Regions from separate parts of the Homo sapiens genome. Here region 2 is linked to region 1. Evidence: read pairs that join two places in POLR2A ChIA-PET (ENCODE). Cell type or tissue: GM12878. All regions are shown on one strand.

Region 1 (5,000 bases):
ATTTTAAGTAGAGACAGGGTTTCACCATGTTGGCCAGGCTGATTTCAAACTCCTAACCTTAAGTGATCCGCCTGCTTTGGCGTCCCAAGGTCTTGGGATTACAGGTGTGAGTCACCGTACCCGGCCATGAACAAGTTTTAATTCTAATACCAACTCTCATCAGTTGGTAATGATTGGTTTAGAGCACTGTTTTGAGAACTCTGAGGCAATATCTATGTTCAGCAGAAAGGAGTAACTTGGTTGATTAGTATTGTGTGGCCCATGAGCATTGGATGGAAGAGTGGGGGCATACATATATTTGTCAGTCTCCCCAAATAAAAAGAATAGTAATGAATGGGGATATACTGCTACATTAACATTTAGACCTTTGATTCATTACTTCCTATGTGAAGATTATCTACAGTTGTTTTTCTGAACTCCCTTGAAACAGCTTATGATTTTCCAAATTGTTATTCGTCCTGACCTTCTCTGCCAAAGTGAATTTAATCATTCCTTTATTGTTGCTACAATAGCCCTTTATTACCTTAATTATAATACTTATTTTTTCTTTGTTAATCATTTACTTGTCTGATTCCACTGTGGATTATGAACTTCTTAAGGAAACGACAGTATTTTACTTACTTTTATATTCTTAATACCTAACGCGATACTTGGTACCTGTCACATGTGTTCAAAAGGTGAGATCATTTGTTATTTCCTTAATGACCTGGCTGTTGTCTTATATGAACAGTGAGGCATTTATGTTTGAAAATGAAATGACTGGGTCTAAGTCTTAGGGTGATAATCGTGTGAATCAAAAGAAAAAGGCAGATGTTTTTGGTAAGAACATACAAGTTAATGTTTTTGGGTTCCCTAGAGTGCAGAGAGATTTGGGGTTTGAGTCTCCATGGCTGAGAGAATGGTAGTACCATTAGAAAAATGAAGCTGGGGGAAGTGGATTTGGGTAGATGAGTTTGGTTTTGGAGATGTTAGGTTTTGATTGAAAATATTTATTTATTAACTAGTTTTAGATGGAGGACTGGAGATAAGGATTTCATAGTGGGCCAGTTGGATCACTTCTTCTATTATGTGCCCCATAGCAACCTACCTTATTATTATTGCTTGTTTAATGCCCATCCTTCCCCCAGTAGGACAGGGAACACATCTTGTTCAAAGCTGTATCCTCAGTTATAAACACAGTTGTTTCACATGCTAAGCACTTAGTAAATAATTGTTCAGTGAATTAATGTCTGCACTATTAGTTGATTTAAATGCATCCAATGTTGTCTTTAATTTATACTGCTACTTAGAATTATTAGTTTTAAAATTACCATGGTAATCAGTTTCCATAGAATCATTGGAACTTTAAACTTGTCGAGATCTTAGAAATCTTTGACAGGCCTCCCACTTGTACCTTGGAACTACTCAAAGTCATTACTGACCACACTTCAGATTTAGCCATGTATAATATTCACTGATATGTAGTTCCATAATTACTTATTCAAAGAAATATGCATATAGTGCATGTCTTTCAGGCTGCTAACAAGATAGAATGTTGGCTTGAATGGACTTGTGGAGGTTCTATAGCAGTCTTCTTCCTTGTCCTCTGTAGTACTTTGACCAGTGGCTGTGTGAAAGTCTCGCAAGGAGATGAAATTTTATTTATGCTTGCTGGCAACATTAGGTTTTTTTTTTTTTTTAATTGATTAACATGAGGTTCTGGATAAACTTGATTTTGTTTCCTCCTTCCTTGTCCATGTTAGCATGGTGAATCATGCTGGTTGCAGGTTTGCCACTATTTGATAGTGTAAATGTAAATAATAGACACACTCTTATGAGCTATTGGGCTTAGTTCAAACACTGTCTTCTATAAAACAAGTTTGGAAAAGGTGTATCTGCCTGAGACTACAATCAGAGGATATAATTTTAAAATTCACAAAGTTTCATTTTTAAGATGTGGACATTCATCATCAGATTAAGCTTCCAGTATTTATTTTATAGCTTCCTGAACAGAGATGATGCACTTTTGTTTAGAACACACAACAAATATTCCCTTAATTTGAATTAGTGTGTTTTTTTTTTTTAATTCTTGTTTGCTTTTCTTGTTTCAGTATCAAGATAAAGAGGAAGTTGTCTTATGGATGAATACTGTTGGGCCCTACCATAATCGTCAAGAAACATATAAGTACTTTTCACTTCCATTCTGTGTGGGGTCAAAAAAAAGTATCAGTCATTACCATGAAACTCTGGGAGAAGCACTTCAAGGGGTTGAATTGGAATTTAGTGGTCTGGATATTAAATTTAAAGGTAAGTAAACCTTAATAGTCCTTACAATGCAATTTGGATTGTAGACAAGGGTTTCATATTTTGGCACTATTGACACTGGTGTTGGATAATTCTTTGTTGTATGGAGCTGTTATGTACATGTTAGGATGTCTAGCAGAGTCCCTGGCCTGTACCCCCCAGATGCCAGTAGCACCTTCCAGTTGTGAAAACCAAAAAAGTCACCAGACATTGCTAATTGCTGTCAGTTGAGAACCACTACTTTAGACTCTAAAATGTGTTTTAGTCTGTAAATGAGGTGTATTGCATTTAGGAAAGTATATTAGTAATTAACAAAGATTTCCTTTGAATATTTATAAGATAATAAAATAGATAATTGTTAATAAAATTGTATTTCCTTAACATATTTCCTTCTGAAAAGTGTTGTCTAGTAAACCCCCTATTGATTAGACACATGTGGCCCGGGAAGACCTTCATGGATATTTAACAAAGTAATTTCTGGAGGTCTGAGGCTGTAATGGGATGCGTGGATACTTAAAATTCTTGTGTGACGCCTCAAATTCAAACTTGTACCATAGGCTTAACATGTATTATTTATCAGTGTTGTATTAATTTATCCTGTTAATACCTATAGGATATTTAAATTTTAAGTCAAAGACTTGTTAAATTTGGGGAAAATACTTCATCGTATCTAGTTATTATGCAGGTATCCATTTATCAGGTCCTTTGAGTGTGTTTATACTTTTCATTTTTCTCTGTGAAGTTTGTCAGAGAGTGTATTTCCTGCACAGGCATTTTTAGCATGGTGAACAGAAGCTTGAGTAATTGAATTTTTGCAGGATCTTTGATTAGGTGTCTTGGTTTTTGAATACATCATGGATCCTGTAAACAGGAGCTTTGGATTTTAATCCTCCTTTTTTTTTTTTTTGGTACTGTATTCATTTTAGTAAAATTGTTTACTGCAGTTTTGACTTCATTGTCTCCATGTGTAAGATGAATAGTAACTGACTTCTGGTATTTTTAGTACTAAAGATGTTATTATTTAGTACTTTGAGGAGAAGAATGTCAGTGAGATTTTAAAGATAATGTTACTTTAATTTCGATTTGTTAAATTTTATTCTTGTTTTTAAAATTGCTCAGTTATTGTTGAAAATAGGTATACCGTATCTATTTACATTCTCCCCCCTCCCCATCCCCCCGTTTATAGTCTTTGGGGCTTAATTATAAAATTAAGTTGTAAATTTAAACCACAGTGGCATGGCCTGTAATTTTATGAATCACTGTAAACATACCTTTGAGGCTTGTGTTTTAATTTAATTAGGTAATTTAAGTATTTAGTCACAAATAACAAGAAAACTTAAACTAGAAAATGTGATCTTTGAGATTTGGTACTATATGTAATCGTCTGCTTTCTCTTTTTCCGTATTTGGTGTGCATTTCTAGTTTATTAAAGAGGAACCAACAAGAGAGAATAGGCAGAACTCCTGAGTCCTACTTTGCTACTGTGTACAGATTTCATTAGTTTTTGAGATCCTCACCCATATTTACTAAAGAAGAGTACTTAATTCAGCAATCTTTTTTTTTTTTAATACTTTAAGATCTGGGGTACTTGTGCAGAACGTGCAGTTTTGATACATAGGAATACACATGCCATGGTGGTTTGCTGCACCCATCAACCCGTCACCTACGTTTGGTATTTCTCCTAATGCTATCCCTTCCCTAGCCCCCCACCCCCTGACAGGGCCGGGTGTGTGATGTTCCCTTCCCTGTGTCCATGTGTTCTCATTGTTCAATTCCCACTTACGAGTGAGAACATGAGGTGTTTGGTTTTCTGTTCTTGTGTTAGTTTGCTGAGAATGATGGTTTCCAGCTTCATCCATGTCCCTGCAAAGAATGTTAACTCATCCTTTTCTGTGGCTGCATAGTATTCCATGGTATATATGTGCCACATTTTCTTTATCCATTCTATCATTGATGGACATTTGGGTTGGTTCCAAGTCTTTGCTGTTGTGAATAGTGCCACAGTAAACATACATGTGTATGTATCTTTATAGTAGAATGATTTATAATTTTTGGGGTATATGCCCAGTAATGGGATTGCTGGGTCAAATGGTATTTCTAGTTCTAGATCCTTGAGGAATTGCCACACTGTCTTCCACAATGGTTGAACTAATTTACACTCCCACCAACAGTGTAAAAGCATTCCTGTTTCTCCCATCCTCTCCAGCATCTGTTGTTTCCTGATTTTTTAATGATCGCCATTCTAACTGGTATAAGGTAGTAGCTCATTGTAGTTTTGATTCGCATTTCTCTAGTGACCGGTGATGATGAGCTTTTTTTTGTATGTTCGTTGGCTGCATAAATGTCTTCTTTTGAGAAGCGTCTGTTCATATTCTTTGCCCACTTTTTGATGGGGTTGTTTGGTTTTTTCTTGTAAATTTGTTTAAGTTCTTTGTAGATTCTGGATATTAGCCCTTTGTCAGATGGATTGATTGCAAAAATTTTCTCCCATTCTGTAGGTTGCCTGTTCACTTTGATGGTAGTTTCTTTTGCTATGCAGAAGCTCTTTAGTTTAATTAGATCCTGTTTGTCTATTTTGGCTTTTATTGCCATTGCTTTTGGTGTTTTAGACATGAAGTCTGCCCATGCCTATGTCCTTAATGGTATTGCCTAGGTTTTCTTCTAGGATTTTTATGGTTTTAGGTCTTACGTTTAAGTCTTTAATCCATCTCGAGTTA
Region 2 (5,000 bases), 440 kb after region 1:
ATTTTCATCTTTTGCTCTTTTCTTTTTCTGTTTGTCATTTTGCTGCGACAGTGATTTAGAATAGGCAGATTTTGATTTGGAATACATGAGGGGAGGGAAGAAAATCAAAAGATGTACTGCTATTTGCTGGGAGAACATGTTATCATGTGATCCATTCTTACTCAGCTTCAGAAAATAATATAAATGGTTTAATTTTTCTCTAGGTCTACACAGCACCTGCCTCCATGATTAGAAGTTACACTCCCTGGATGTCCCCATCTTACTATATGGCACTAAAATTCATACAGTTCCACAACCCAGAAATCAAGACTCATCCTTGATTCCTCCATCCCTTACTCCCCACATTAATCCATAAGCAAGCCTGGTCAATTCCATCTCAAAACCAGATCTTGGGCCGGGCGAGGTGGCTCACACCTGTAATCCTAGCACTCTGCGAGGCTGAGGCAGGTGGATCACCTGAGGTCGGGAGTTTGAGACCAGCCTGACCAACATAGAGAAACCCCGCCACTACTAAAAACACAAAATTAGCCAGATATGGTGGTGCATGCCTGTAATCCCGGCTACTCAGGAGGCTGAGGCAGGAGAATCACTTGAACCCGGGAGGTGGAGGTTGCAGTCAGCCGAGATCACACCATTGCACTCCAGCCTGGGCAACAAAAGCAAAACTCCGTCTCGAAAAAATAAAAACAAAAACAAAACCAACAGATCTTGTATTTCCCTTCCTCTCTTCCTATCCACTGTCATCATCTTAGTCCAGGCCACCATCATTTCTAACATGAATGAAAACATCCTCCTAACTGGCATCCATGCTTCCACCTTGTCCACCACCCTCCTCTGAGTCCATCCTCCACACAGGAGCAAATGTTCTTCTTAAAATAAAACATATCACAAAGCTCCCCTGCTTAAAGCTCCTTGGTGGTTTCCCAAGTGTCCTACTCTGTTCTGGCTGCTGTAACAGAGTACCATAGACTTATTTCTCACAATTCTGAAGCCTAGGAAGTCTAAGATCAAGGCACTGGCGATTTGGTGTCTGGGGAGGGCCTACTTCCTGGTTCACAGGTGGCCATCTTCTCACTGTGTCCTCACATGACAAAATAGAGCCCTCTGGGGTCTCTTTTATAAGGGTACTAATTCCATTCATAAGGACTCTGCCCTTATGACCTAATCACCTCTTAAAAAGGCCCCACTTCCAAATGCCATCACACTGGAGAATAGGTTTCAATGTATCAATTTGAGTATGGGGAAGGGGGACATAAACATTCAGCCTATAGCAACAAGGCACTTAAAATAAAATTTAATCTCTTTACAAAGGCCTGCAAGAAACAGCGGTATCTGGTCTTGGGTCTTTTTCTTCAACTTCATCTCACACCACTCTCCCCATTGTACATATACTCCAACAAGCTGCCACAGATTCTCAGCTCCTCAAATATTCTTCCTATCCATCCTATCTCAGGCCTTTGCACCTGCTGTTCCCTACTTGAAATGTGCTTTCTTCCATTCTTCAAAAGGCTACATCCTTCTCATCTTTTAGGTCTCAGCTCAAATGCCACCACCTCAGAAGGGCCCTTCCCTATAAACCATCCCTTCCTCAAAAAAAAAAAAAAAAAAAAAATTCGCCACTTTATCCTTTTCTATTTCTTTTTTTGTAACACTTAATATCTCTGGCAATATTTTATTTATTTGCCCATTTATTTTCTATCTGTCTCTACCACCGGAATATAAGTTGCGTAAGGGTGAGAACTACATCTGTAATGTCCTTTACTACATCACCAGCATGTGGGATGCTGCCAGACTTGTAGCTAGCACCACATCTACGTTCTAAGCATTGGGAATATGGCAGTAAACCAAACAGACAAAAATCCCTCCCCTCACGGAGGTAACATTTTACTGATTATTTAGGTAATAAACAAAGTAAGTAAATTATAAAGTATATTCAAAGGCAACAATTGCTACAGAGAAAAATAAAGCAAAGACAGAAAGGCAGAATCAGAGTGTTGTAATTTTACATATTAAGTCAGGGAGCCCTCGACTTGAAAAGGTCTTATTGGAGTCAGTATCTTAAAGAGCTGAGGAAGCCAACAATCCAAGAAAACAAAAGTTAGTGACATGACCCTGAGTGTGCAATGTGCCTAACACATTTGGGGAACAGCAAGAAAATCAGTATGACCACAACAGAAAGCATTAGAGGGAAAGCTAGAAGATGAGGTCAGAGAAGTAACAAGGGGACAGAAACAGGCCCTGATAGAAACTGTAAAGGCTTTGGTTTTATTCTGAATCAGAGAGGAAGCTACTGGAGCATTGTGGGCAGAGAATTACCATGAGTCGAATTACTTCTATCACTTGGGCTGCTATGCTAAGAACAGAGTATTCAGGAGGGATTAAGAGTAAAGACAAAGACTACACAGTACAATTATCCAAGTAAGAGTTGATGGTGGTTTGGCTGAGACAATGAGGCATGGTCAGATTGAATATATTTTGAAGCTAGCACCTACAAGATATCCTGATATGCTTTCTCTGAAAGAAAGAGACATGTCAAGGATAACTCTAGAAGTTCTGACAGCATTGGAAAGAACTGAGTTGCTATTCACCGAGATATAAAAGATTGTTAAAGTAATAGGAAAGTTTATCAAAAGTTCCATTTTAGGCATGTAATATCTGAGATGTCTATTTGACATCCAAGAGGAAATGTGGACTGTGTGGCTGGATATAGAATACAGAGGGCTAGGTGGATGATGAAATTTGGGGAGTTATCGGTGTGTGTATATGTACATATGTACTTTCAAGTACTTGGAGCAGGATGAAATCACCAGGGGGAATAAACAAAAAGAGCAGTCCAAGGCCTGAGCCTCAAGATTCTATAACACATCCAACAGAAAGAGATTAAAAAGAACCAGCAAGTGAGACAGAAAAGAAATGACCAATAAGAGTTAAGGTAAATCAAGAATGTGGTATCCTCAAAGCAAAATGAAGAAAATGTTTACTGGATAAGGGATTGAACAACTCTGTCAAGTAAGAAGATGACTAACTAGACTTAATGTGAAGATCACTGGTACCATGGATTAGAACAGTTTCAGTGGAGTTTTAGAGGAGAAAGGCTGACAAGCTTGGATGTAAGGCAAAATGGGAAGAGAGGAAGTAGTGATGCAGTGCAGACAACTCTTTCAAGGAGTTTTAAGATAAAGGAGTTGTTTTGTTTTGTTTCAATTTATTTTTTGTTTTTTAAAGGTGGGAGGAATTACAGTATGACTGCACGCTTATTAAAATGATCTAGTAAAAATAAAAAAATTGATGATAAAGGATAGGAAAGAAATGCAGCAGTGAAGTCCTTCAGGTTAGAACGGACGGAATCTAGTGAACGAGCTGAAGAGGTGAACTTAGAAAGGAGCAAACATGATCCATCTATAGTAACTAGAGGGGAGGATAAATAAAGATGCTAGCAGGTGCGCAGATGTGACTGAGAGAGTTTGTGGAATGAAATGACGGCCTGCAGGCCAAATCTGGCCTGCTGCCTGTTTTTGTAAATTAAGTTTCACTGGAATACAGCCACACTCACTCATTTACATATTGCCTATGGCTTCTTTTGTGTTACAATAGTTGCACCAGAAACCATATGGCCCACAAAGCCTAAAATATTTACTATCTGGCCATTTACAGCAAAAGCTTGCCAACCTTGGTATAATGGAATAATCCAACTGCTACTCTCTGAGGGTCAGATGCGAGGCTCTGAGGAAAGAAGGTAGGCAAGGACATAGGAAACTACAGCATTTAATGAGACAATGACACAACAATAAATTCTACATCATTCCTAGTTCTGGAGCCCAAAATGAACGTTCTATGAGCAATCAATCATCACTTTAAGTCTGTTCCTTATCTTTAAAAACATTTTTTTTTAAATAGAGATGGGGTCTCACTATGTTGCCCTGGCTAGTCTTGAACTCCTGGGCTCAAGCGATCCTCCCAGCTCAGCTGCTCAATGTGCTGGGACTACAGGCATAAGCCAGCTCATTAAAAAGCCACATTAAAACGCCTTTAAATGTTTTTACATCTATTGCTACATTCGTTTCAAACTGGCTTTCTCACTAAGGAATAGGGTATGGCTTTGACTATTACTAAGAGATCTCTCAAAAAGGGAAAGGTAAGAAGAAATAAATAAATATATATAACATTTCTTCTTACCTTTCCCTTTTTGAGAAAGGTTATATATACATATTTATAAATCGGCATTCCAAGTTAATTGCTATTTTTAAAAAATCTTCAAGACAGATGAATAAAACAAAGGTTTTTGCCAAAATGAGTAATTTTACAGTATTTCATCACATTTAATTCACATTTTAGCATACAAAAATGAAATTATATGAAAAGAAATATACACATTTTTTCAAAGAAATCTCCATCTTAGTAGAAAGGGCCAAAATTTCTGCTTGGCTTTCCAAATGCCTCATACATAGATTTACCTAAAACAGTCACCTTATTTTCCACTACCTCATTTCCAAAGAACACATACTGTTACAGTGAAACCAATCTCCACTCCAACCTGGATCAGCCTATAATCATTTTTAACTCCATCCTTTTTTCAGTTATTCTCTGTGCCTATCAAAGCCACATTCATAAGCAGAAATACATTTAAAGTTGTATATTCTTCAGGAAATCTTCCTAAATGGGCCAACCTGCTCACTTCCTTCCCATCAAAATTCACTTAAAATACAACTGTGCATTCATTTATCTGTTTTTTCTGTTGTGTTTGCTGTATATTAATATGAATTCCTAACTAGAAGCACTTCCAAGACAAGGAATTCTTCTTGTTCTTACATTATTACTTAGATGCCAAGCACCACAGTCATTATTCTCAACACACGCTTATTAATCTGTGCACCAGAAATAAATAAAAATATGCTATATATCCACCATCCACTCAGTCTAGTACATATAATCTTGCCTATCCAGGCAGTTGCACATACTTGTACATAGTGGACACTCAAAAAAATGTTTGTAGGTTGAGT

Evidence for each region. Peaks named below come from ENCODE experiments on the same cell type or tissue, not always from the same donor. Only the 100,000 strongest peaks of a DNase experiment are listed, where the experiment ranks them.
Region 2: POLR2A ChIA-PET joins it to region 1 with 6 read pairs; 2 of 35 experiments call an interaction of 5 or more read pairs at or near these places.

The regions. Positions count from the first base shown.
Region 1 is chr10:96,573,920-96,578,919 of GRCh38, reverse strand. It overlaps TM9SF3 (transmembrane 9 superfamily member 3), which reads left to right. Exons shown (of 15, transcript NM_020123.4): 2 at 2,091-2,286. Among named protein-coding and RNA genes, the nearest start is that of TM9SF3, 11 kb to the left of the region's middle. In GM12878, no CTCF peak of the experiment used is centred here; no DNase peak of the experiment used is centred here; H3K27ac peaks cover 433 bases.
Region 2 is chr10:96,135,550-96,140,549 of GRCh38, reverse strand. The region is part of intron 3 of ZNF518A (zinc finger protein 518A); the gene reads right to left. LOC124902486 (a long non-coding RNA gene) reads left to right here. Exons shown (of 2, transcript XR_007062254.1): 1 at 1-4,135; 2 at 4,196-5,000. Among named protein-coding and RNA genes, the nearest start is that of ZNF518A, 7.8 kb to the right of the region's middle. In GM12878, no CTCF peak of the experiment used is centred here; a DNase peak (open chromatin) is centred at 2,209; H3K27ac peaks cover 934 bases.